Regions from separate parts of the Mus musculus genome. Here region 2 is linked to region 1. The links are chromatin contacts, found by POLR2A ChIA-PET in ENCODE. All regions are on one chromosome and are shown on one strand. Each heading gives the region's core, a stretch centred on a gene start or an enhancer-like site at or near the end of the contact. The rest is flanking DNA. Distances are from core to core; before and after follow the strand shown.

What was found. ChIA-PET counts read pairs that join two places held with the same protein, here RNA polymerase II (POLR2A).
Region 2: POLR2A ChIA-PET joins it to region 1 with 10 read pairs in embryonic stem cell. The contact joins the promoter of Slc6a17 here to the promoter of Rbm15 in region 1. POLR2A ChIA-PET finds 5 or more read pairs at or near these places in 2 of 5 experiments (Patski and embryonic stem cell).

What each region holds. Positions count from the first base shown.
Region 1 is chr3:107,330,897-107,336,267 of GRCm38, reverse strand. It overlaps Rbm15 (RNA binding motif protein 15), which reads left to right and starts at 2,979. Exons shown (of 2, transcript NM_001045807.1): 1 at 2,979-5,371. The coding sequence starts at 3,188.
Region 2 is chr3:107,514,926-107,520,296 of GRCm38, reverse strand. It overlaps Slc6a17 (solute carrier family 6 (neurotransmitter transporter), member 17), which reads left to right and starts at 2,279. Exons shown (of 12, transcript NM_001293689.1): 1 at 2,279-2,691.

The DNA of each region.
Region 1 (5,371 bases), core at 1,730-4,229:
ATCTCCTTCAGTTCTTTTTTTTCTCAGTTCTAGTTTCTAGTTCTCAGTTTGCTTCCCTCAAGCTCCTGCCATTAGGTCTGAGAAACTACACTGACTGGTCCTTATCTTGCCTCTGCATCAGTGAATCACCTGCGTTAATCAATTTAGGCTGAAAACAGTCACTCCAAGTTTTTCTGGATTGACTATTCCACTGAGTAATCAGGTTAAGGTTTAACTTCAATTCCTGTTTTTTTAGTATTCATATAATCTTAAAATAGATGAACACACCTCTGAAAAGTTCTTTATGCTTTTTTAGAGATTGTGTGTACAACTACTTTATCTCCCAATATCCAAGTTTTTATTTTTCAGTATCATTTTCCACTAAAGAGAACAGGAATGTTCTTGTAGGAATGATAGATTCCACATCTGAGGCAAAAATGTATCAGGCATGCCTGGAACAGAATAATGGAGCAGGGGAGAATGTGAATAGGATTATAGACTTAAAGAAAAATAAGACGGACATGATCTTATAATTGCTGAGACTCTGTGTTCAGGACATGAGGTGGTCTTCAGGAAATACCCTACTATTGTACATTTTTAAACTAAAATCCTACAAGGAAAATTTCTCTTGCTAATCCCTGCCCCTAAGAGCAATCTCTGTAACAATTTCAATAAAAGTGTAAGCATATATATGTAATCCACGATTTTTAAAACCACAACTGGTAGTTTATTATACACATTTTTTCTCTGACTGATGGCATTTTATGTTAACATTATTTAAACATCTTTTAAACATTATTTTTGCAGGCCTGGAGAGATGGCTCAGGCGTTGAAGAGTACTTGCTGCTCTTACAGAGGACTACAGTTTGTTTCCCAGGGGCCCAGATTGGTGACTCACAACCCTGTAACTCCAGCTTCAGGGGCTCTATCACCCTCTCTGGCTTCTCTGGATATTAGAACACTACCATACATACAGACATTCACATAAATATTTTTATGACAAAGTCTCGTTATACAGTCTTGGCTGGCCTAGTATTCACTATATAGACAACTCTGGTCTTGAATTTACAGAGATCTGCCTGCTTCTGACTTTCAAGTGGTAGGATTAAAGGGGTACACCATCATGCACTGCTAAATAAATCTTTAAAAGAATTTTTTTTCCCAGTACTAGGAATTGAACCTAGAGCTTCACATAGGTGTCCAAGGGTCCTGAGCTATGTCTCCAGACTTTTGTGTAGGGGTGGTTTTAAGACAGAATCTCACCAAGTTACCAAGTTACTCTAGCTAATGAAGAAAGCAATTGTGATCCTATCCGCAAGAGCAGCTGGGATACAGGTGTTCCAAAAGCCACATAACAGCTACTTTTAATATACAAATATGTCTATGCTTTATAGTATTTTGCGGTTTATAACTTACATATTGAGCTTCTTTCAAATCTTTTTGCTGTGACCAAGAGAGTTTGGCCCAACTGTTCACCAATTTCAGGGTTATATACCAACAAAACAAAACGGTTGAAATAGGGCTAATCAGGTTGCTGTATCTAATCTTCAAGTAGCTTATAAATTTAGAATTCAAGTTTTGGGGAAGGGCATTCTTATCACCTTGTAAAATGTCCTGTTTTAAAACACATTCTCTACTCAGTCTTAGAAGATGTAAATACCAAAATCTTTCTCATCTCTCCTAGGTACATTTTTGGGAAGACTGCAAAAAGCCTATTTCCTCTCACCAGGAGGTAAACGCTAGTGGGATAGACTACGCATCTAATCTCATGATCACCAGTATTACATAAGCTTAAGAGATTCAGGTGCATGGGGTCGCAGAGGTGGGAGACGGGAGGCGTTTAGACGGGAATCACGGTTAAAGGAGTCAAAGGAAGTGGATATAGGAGGGAGCAAGGTGGCCATGTTACTGGGTCCTACTATGGATTAATCGGAGTGCTGGAGTCCTAGAAACGAGATAAATGTAGTGTCCGCACAGTGAGAAGTGTGACACATTAAAGCAAAGCACAGCTATATTATGTCTCACACATCTTTTATAAATGCAAACCTTACAGGGATTCACAACATAAAGCAGGAAGCAAAAATCTGCAAGTGGTCCTGCAGGTCGGACCAGTAAGTGGGCTTGCAGGACACTGCGGGCCCTAAGGCGGCCACTGAGACTGGCCAGGGCTCCGCGGCGCTGTTCCCTGTGTCCGCGGGCGGGCAGTGACTCGGTACCGCCCAGGGCGTCAGCGTGACCCGAGGCTCTGTGAACCCTGAACTCACCGCCCCAGCGGGCCGCACAGACCGGGGCAGGCGTTTTCTCGCGCACGGGGGTGGGGCTTTTTCAGGCAGCTAACTAAGATGGTGTCGGCTGGACTGTCCGGGACAGCTGCCTAGGCGGATCGAGTGAGGGCCAGCAGCCGGAAGGACCACCGAGCCCATTGTCCCGCCCAGACAGGACAGTGAGGAGCCCGCAAGTTCCAGACTCGAAGGACCGAAGCACAGGCAAGTACGCCGTAAGGACCTAACAAATGTTTAAGAGAACGCCGAAAGCGCGGGGAGGCGGGCCTGACTCACTGTCACCATCTCGCGACAGCAAAGTGACGTCGCACAGCAAGCGCGTGGTCTTAGTCTTTCACCTTCAGACGCCTCAGTTTATGGGCCTACTCCTTTAAGTGAGTGATGGACAGCGCTTTTATCCAATCATGTTCCTCGTCAACATCCAATCAGATTTAAACTTTCTTCAGCCGCCGGAGAAGTTGGAAGACTGGGGTCGAAAGAGAGCGAGCGAGTGAGCGAGTGAGCGAGCGAGCTCTTTGTCTCTCGCGAGATCGGAGAGAGCCAAATTCTCAGGAAAAAACGCCTGAACTGATGTCCAGACTTCCCGATAGTGATTTAAAAGACGTGGCCACAAACCAATGAAAGGGAAGAGAAGGTGGGATCGCTGCGTTCGCCGTGCTAGAAGTACCGTTACAGGGCAGAGTTTTTGTCCAATCAACGCTTCTAGGCTTTGGGTCAGGTGACCATGAAGTGCGAGGGGCGGAGCTACAGCCTGGCGCGAGGAACCGTTAAGATAGACAACGAATATAACCAATGAGGTACTGGGATTAGGGCGTTGGGAACCCAATAACAGCGTCGGGGCGGGCGCCTTCCCGGAGCGCGGGGAGATGTAAAGACGGACAAATAGTTTTTCCAATGAGAAGGCTGAAGAGTGAATTAATTGACCAATGAGGTCTGCGGGGCGGGAGCCTTTGCCGCGGCGGAGTCCAAGATGGCGGCGTGCGAGTCCGCTGTGTGAAACGAGCGCGGGGTGGCGGGTTAGTCAGCTCCGCAGAGACGACCTCCGGCGACCCTCAACAATGAAAGGAAAGGAGCGCTCGCCGGTCAAGCCCAAGCGCTCCCGTGGCGGTGAGGACTCCAGTTCTCGTGGGGAGCGGAGCAAGAAGTTAGGGGGCTCCGGCGGCAGCAATGGGAGCAGCAGCGGGAAGACGGACAGCGGCGGGTCGCGGCGGAGCCTTCATCTGGACAAGTCCAGCAGCCGGGGCGGCAGCCGCGAGTACGAGACCGGCGGGGGCAGCTCCAGTAGCCGCTTGCACAGTTACAGCTCCCCGAGCACCAAAAATTCCTCAGGCGGGGGCGAGTCGCGCAGCAGCTCCCGGGGTGGAGGCGGGGAGTCACGTTCCTCCGGGGCCGCCTCCTCCGCGCCCGGCGGCGGGGACGGCGTGGAGTACAAGACCCTGAAGATCAGCGAGCTGGGGTCCCAGCTGAGCGACGAGGCGGTGGAGGACGGGCTGTTTCACGAGTTCAAACGCTTCGGTGATGTAAGTGTCAAAATCAGTCACCTCTCAGGTTCTGGCAGCGGGGATGAGCGGGTAGCCTTTGTGAACTTCCGGAGGCCAGAGGACGCGAGGGCGGCCAAGCATGCCAGAGGCCGCCTGGTGCTCTATGACCGGCCTCTGAAGATAGAAGCCGTGTACGTGAGCCGGCGCCGCAGCCGCTCCCCGTTAGACAAAGATGCTTACGCCCCGTCATCCAGCGTGGTCGGGACCTCAGTCGGTAGCCACCGGCACGCCCCTGGAGGAGGGGGAGGTCAGAGGTCGCTTTCCCCTGGAGGTGCTGCTCTGGGATACAGAGACTACCGGTTGCAGCAGTTGGCCCTGGGCCGCCTGCCTCCTCCACCCCCGCCACCATTGCCCCGAGAGCTGGAAAGAGAACGAGACTATCCGTTCTATGACCGGGTGCGCCCGGCCTACAGCCTGGAGCCGAGGGTGGGAGCTGGAGCAGGTGCGGCTCCTTTCCGAGAAGTGGATGAGATATCACCTGAGGACGATCAGCGTGCCAACCGGACACTTTTCTTGGGCAACTTAGATATCACTGTGACGGAAAATGATCTCAGAAGGGCTTTTGATCGTTTTGGAGTCATCACAGAAGTGGACATTAAGAGGCCTTCTCGAGGCCAGACCAGTACCTATGGCTTTCTCAAATTTGAGAATCTAGACATGTCTCACAGGGCCAAACTTGCAATGTCTGGCAAAATTATAATTCGGAATCCAATCAAGATTGGTTATGGTAAAGCCACACCCACTACCCGACTTTGGGTGGGTGGTCTGGGACCCTGGGTGCCTCTTGCTGCCCTGGCACGAGAATTTGACCGATTTGGCACCATTCGAACCATAGACTACCGTAAAGGTGACAGTTGGGCATATATACAGTATGAAAGTTTGGATGCAGCTCATGCTGCCTGGACCCATATGCGTGGATTCCCACTTGGTGGCCCAGATCGTCGCCTCAGGGTAGACTTTGCAGACACAGAACATCGTTACCAGCAGCAATATCTTCAGCCTCTGCCCTTGACCCACTATGAACTAGTGACGGATACTTTTGGACATAGAGCACCTGACCCTTTGAGGAGTGCTCGGGACAGGACACCACCCTTACTATACAGAGATCGTGATAGGGACCTTTATACTGATTCTGACTGGGTGCCACCCCCACCACCGGTTCGAGAACGCAGTGCTCGGGCTGCAACTAGTGCTGTCACTGCTTATGAGCCACTAGATAGCTTGGATCGAAGGAGGGATGGCTGGTCACTGGACAGGGACAGAGGTGATCGGGACTTGCCCAGCAGCAGGGACCAGCCAAGGAAGCGAAGGCTGCCTGAGGAAAGTGGAGGACGGCATCTTGATAGATCACCTGAGAGTGAACGGCCTCGAAAACAGCGTCACTGCACTCCTTCTCCTGACCGAAGTCCAGAACTGAGCAGTAACAGAGATCGCTACAACAGTGACAATGATCGATCATCTCGTCTTCTCCTCTTGGAAAGGTCTTCCCCAGTCAGAGATAGACGGGGCAGTTTGGAGAAGAGCCAGAGCGACAAGCGAGACCGTAAAAACTCTGCATCAGCTGAACGG
Region 2 (5,371 bases), core at 1,030-3,529, 180 kb before region 1:
AGAAAGACACAGTGGCAGGAGAGTCTAGCATGTTTAAGGTTGACTCAGGCTGTCAAGAAGCTGTGGGCCATGGGACCCAGGGGCTAAGAAGGGCTTGGATTCTGACAGCAGGGAAGGCTCCCCTGCTCTCCCAGGGATGGGAGGGAGGAAAGGAGTGTAGCTGCTCTGAGGACCAAGGCGGTTTCTGAAAGACCAGGGAGGCAATGGGTAGACACAGGATGGTTAAGAGAATAGAAACTTGAGGAGGCCTTAATTGAGGAGAGGAATTGATGGCTCATAAAGCCACATAGAGGCACTGGGAATCAAGAAGCCCACCCAAGGCTGGCGACCGAGAAGGTAGAGGGAGATGGTGACTTCACGCTCCCCCCTCCGCACCCCCCCCCACCGAGAACTTTGCATGAAGAAACCAGGTATTGAGCCTATTCAGGATTAAGGTTGTCAGCAAGTGGCTATGATGAGACAAGGGACTTCTATCTGATATATATACTTACCTTCTTCCCCAAATTTCTTCTTCCTAGGTGTTTTGTTTTTGTTTTTGTTTTTTTGTTTAGTTTAGTGACAATACAGTCACCCAATAATTGCCATTTATCAAGCACATGTGACATCAAATAATTTAAAATAATCATCTTATGTGATCATAACAGCAACTGTATAGGATTGCATTTTCTTACAGTATGCACCGTTAGGCTCATTAGGTTATAAATCCTACTCAGGGTATGTAAGTGATGACAATCTAGATTAAAAAAACTTAGGCTCACTGGGCTCAAAAGTTCTTTGCAATCATTACACAAACTCTAAAACTCCTTTCCTTAAAACCACCTTTATCTGAGGTTCTCCTTCCTCTCGCCCCCTCTCTGCATCTCAGTTGTCTCACTGGGTTTGTTCACCTCCTCCACACCTCTTACATTACTCACTTCTTCCTTCGGTGTACCTCCATCCTGCTGATTTCCTGGTTAAGTCCACCAGAACATATGTTCTGTGAGGGCAGGGATCATGATGGGTCTTCCCTGTAACATCCATAGGACTGCAACAGTGCTCAGCAAACAATAGACTTGCTAAATACTTGTTAACTAAAAGAACCATCTATTGGCAGAGATCATTCTCAATGGGTATCTTTCATGTCCAGATGTCTCACGGGCCAAGGAACTGATGTTTTTTTTTTGTTCCAGTAAGGACTGGAGGATCTTTGCACAGTAAACTGGTGGATCTTTGCATAGCGATCTGCTTCAGAGAACAGAGAAGGTGGAGGGAAGTGTTGTTTGCTGTTCATTATGATAAAAATTCTGTAGGGGCAAATCACCTGTGAGTTTTCTTAGAGTCCACTATAAAACATTTAGGCTTCCCTAAACTTGAAGCCCTCCCACAGGACTTGAGAAACTGATCCGAATCTGAATCATTTCACTTGCAATACATGTGCTTTGTTTCTGGCCCCTGGGCTTCTGTGTCTTCAGTCATCATCCATAAATCGGTGGCCAGCCAGCTAGTTAGACTGAAGTACAGACTATCCCAGTACTTGCTTCTGGTCTCCATCATGATCTCACTTCCTCCACCCCTTCCAAACAGGTACTTGTTTGGAAATACCAAAGGTCCTCTAGAGCAGAGACAATTATTTCAGACTCCCGAACAGCACTTCTAGCCAGACAGGCCCTGTCACTTTTTGTCATTCGCCAGCTGTTTCTGCTCAGGCAACCACTTGTATGCACATAGTCTACACTTTTGCATTCACCCTGAGCAAATAAATACATTCCCTCCACAATGGCTGCCTTTCCTCATTTTGTCTACGTATCCCTTGGGGCCAGCATCCTTCAACACCTGTTTGGTACCCAGTCACAATTTCCCTCTCTCTTACTGCCCTCACTAGACTCATCTGTCAGGTTTTTGAGTTGTGTAGAGGTTGGCCTTGTGGGGTGATAGGATGGAAGAATGCCAGGGGGAAGGGGCAGCCAAAGGTGGGAATCGAGGCACCATCCACGTAGAGATGGAAAGAATAACCACTGAGTGGGACTGGAATCCTGAGAGGGTCAAAAGAAGGTGAGTCTGTAATGACAGGTGAGGTCCTCGGCTCAGGAGGCCTTTGGCCATGGCAGTTTATTTTCCTGAGAGCAGATGCCTAAAGAGAGCCTTCGGATCTCAAGAGGCTTCTTTCGGCAACCCCTCTCCTGCTCCCTACCCACCACTCTGTTTGGGTCCGCCATCAGAGCCTCGCACGCAGCCGGGGAGCCTCGCATTGACGCGGGCCCGCGCGTGAGTCAAGCCTGCGTCACGGCGCCCCGCCGCCAGGGTGGCCTTTCGGAAAGCGAGGGAACAGCGCGCGCCGCGCTCCGCCCAGCTCCGTTCCGCTCCGCAGAGCCGACGCGGACCGGGCACGGGGACGACGGCACTCGGCCGGGGCCTTCGCAGCCACGCGCTCCCTCCGCGGCGGGATCTGAGCCCCGGGGCGGCTCCCTAGAGCCCCGAGCGAGCGGAGGGCGGGAGCAGGGTTGGGACTCACGGCGACGGAGGGAGCGACAAGCCAGCTGAGTCGCGTGCGCCGGCGCGCGCAGCTCCAGGTCCCCCAGCCCCAGCTGGGGCCTGTCGCTGCCTGACTCCCCTTGCCCTCGGGAAGGACGGTGCACCCACGACCCGTCCGGGACCACGGCCACTCGGCGGAAATCCAGGGGCCGAGTCCGCGCGACGGCCCACGCGGGACAGGTGAGTCGCTGTTTGCTCCCCGAATGGCATCCCTGGGACAGCCACGGCAACTTTGCTTGCGCGGCCCCGCCTCAGCCTGAAAGGCCTGAAAGCGTGCAAGGCGGCGCTTTCTCTGGGTCCACACGACCTGCGCTGGCTCAGGGGCTCCTCCTGCCGCTCCAGCCATCGTTGCCTGGCGACGGAGGCCCGGGGCGGCGACGTTCTGGCGCGTCAAGGGTGCACGGCAGCTCCTGCACAGGTTGGACTTGAGCTTCAGCTTCTGGAGCTCAGGATGCCCCAGAACTCCGGAGGTAACAGGACAGCTGAAGAGGCGAGCACTAATGAAGAGCCAGCGAGGCCAGCTCGGTGGGTCCCTCCGCCTGGAGCGCGCCTAGGGCGCAGCCCCACGGGGAGGCTCCGGCGCTGCTGGAGACCCCAGCCTCAGACACTCGGCCACGGGCCCGTGACCTTGACGGTAACATTGGCTAGAGAAGCAGAACGTTCGCGCCCGAGATTTAATTCCCAGCCCTGGGGCTGCTCCTCAGTGAATTTGGGGCTAGAGTGGAAGAGCCCTTCCTCCCAGGAGGGAAGCACATCTGGGGACCGAAAGGCAGAGACAGGTGATGTGCACTGGGGGCCACAGTCTAGAGGGGCCAGCTGTCTGGAGAGAGGCCTCCGCCACATTTAAACCTGTGCAGACAGGGCTCTGAAGGGATGTTCGCAGTACGTCAGGACTGCTCCCCTAGGGGCGCGGCCGCCTGAGAAGGAAGCCTGATGCTTCATCCTCTTTAAAAGCCCAAACAGCTCTATCTTGTGTTCAAGTTCAATTTTGAGGCTACTCGGACCCAGTAGCAGTCAAGTGGGTTTTATTCTTTGAAAACTTCCCTCCCTCCCTCTCTTCACCCTCCCTCCCTCCTCCTTTCTCTCCCTCTGTCCTTTTCTCTTCCTCCTTAGAAATAGTTTAATGGGACATGTGAATTAGGAAATTTCTACTATGGGAGGCAGTTCAGTTGTGAACAAGAAGCAGGTTGGATTGGGTTGGGTTGAGTGGGGATGAAGAAGAAAGACTGTTATTGCCCTTTTAACAAAAAAACTGCCAGGGACTGAGAAAACCCTGCAATGGCTCCATAAAAAACGGTACCAAAACTTTAGTATCTATTTTGGTGGGCTATGTGGAGCTTAAACATCTTGCACCTCCCGCGGTTCTCACATTATACCATCTAGTAAGTTAGGTCCATCTCTTGGGAGAGAAGGACTTTCAGGTCACACCTGGTTGCCCTTGGCTGTGGACAAGGCCATCAGAGGTTTTAGCTCCTGTGTTCCCTTTTCCTCTAATGGAGCAGCTGTGGCTAAGTAGGTGGTTGAGTCGAATAGAGAATTTCTGCAGCTTAGCCTTTGGTGACTCAGTGCAGGAGGGGAATCGTGCCCACCAGCTCTGATTGGAGTTGGCTTAGCCTGAGTCACACAGAGTCGTGTGTCAGCTGTTTGTGAGTTCCTTGGAGTTCTTTAGCAGGACTCGTGAGCTGGAATGGCCTGAGCTTGCAGGTAGTGTAGGGGTAGCCAAGTCTTCAGAGTAGATCTCAGTCTGCCTGCTGTTAAGGAGGGCCTGTTGAACTCTGTCCCCATGGGGATGGTGAGTACCACCAGGCTGCAGAGGGGTCCCGTGCTTGTGGTCACAGTTTGGCCTAATGTTCCATCATGTGCCAACATGGTGACCTTGAGCAAGCCACTGCATCCTGGAACATCTGTTTTCAAAGTTGTTAAGGAGGATGCTCTTGGTACCATTTTTCTTACTTTGTGGCCAGTGCTAGACATGGCAGGTGCCACCCCGATGTTGGGTTCCCACCTCTTCCCTTATGGATCTCAGCCAGAGATGATCTCCCTCACCTCAGCTATGCTTCTGAGCATGGTGTGCGTGCGTGTGTGTGTGTGTGTGTGTGTGTGTGTGTGTGTGTGTGTGTGTAAGACTCTGTATGACTGAACCCACAACTCAACTTCAAATGGAGCCAACTCCAACTCTCAGGTCTCCTCTGGAAGGGGAAGCTGGAACAAGAAGCAGGCTTGTGTGAGGTGAGCAGTGTGAGCATTTACAATAGCTCCTGGATGACTCCAGCAGAGAGACCTTGACTCACTGGTATTATTTATGACTGTGGCCTGTTCCCAGGCTGGTGTACCTGCTGAGTAGACTTCAGGGGTTCTTTCTCTTTGTTTGGAGATGTCTTGCCATCTCCCTACCTACATGTCTTATCTAGAGCAGAGTTAGAAGCTTCAAAAGAAAGGCTCAGCAGAACTGAGGTTTGCTTTTTCTAGAGGGGAAAGAGGAGAATGGATCTCCCACTTTCTTAAGGGGTTCTGGGCTTCTTGTCCTTCTCTTCTATAAAGTCCCCAATCTAGGGCTGACCTAAGATGAATTCGGTTTAAGAATGAAGAACATGACTGGGAGGTAGTGGCACACACCTTTAATCCCAGCACTTCGGAGACAGAGGCAGATGTCTGTGAGTTTGAGACCAACCTGGTCTACAGAGTGAGTTCTAGGACTGCCAGGGCTACACAGATCATAAGATCCCTAAGGTAGCAAGAAAAGGTCCAGGTTGACCCATGAGACTCCAACTGACTACTGAAAGTGTGTGTGTGTGTGTGTGTGTGTGTGTGTGTGTGTGTGTGTGATTACATTGCATGTTTACTCAGAAGTCAATGCCTT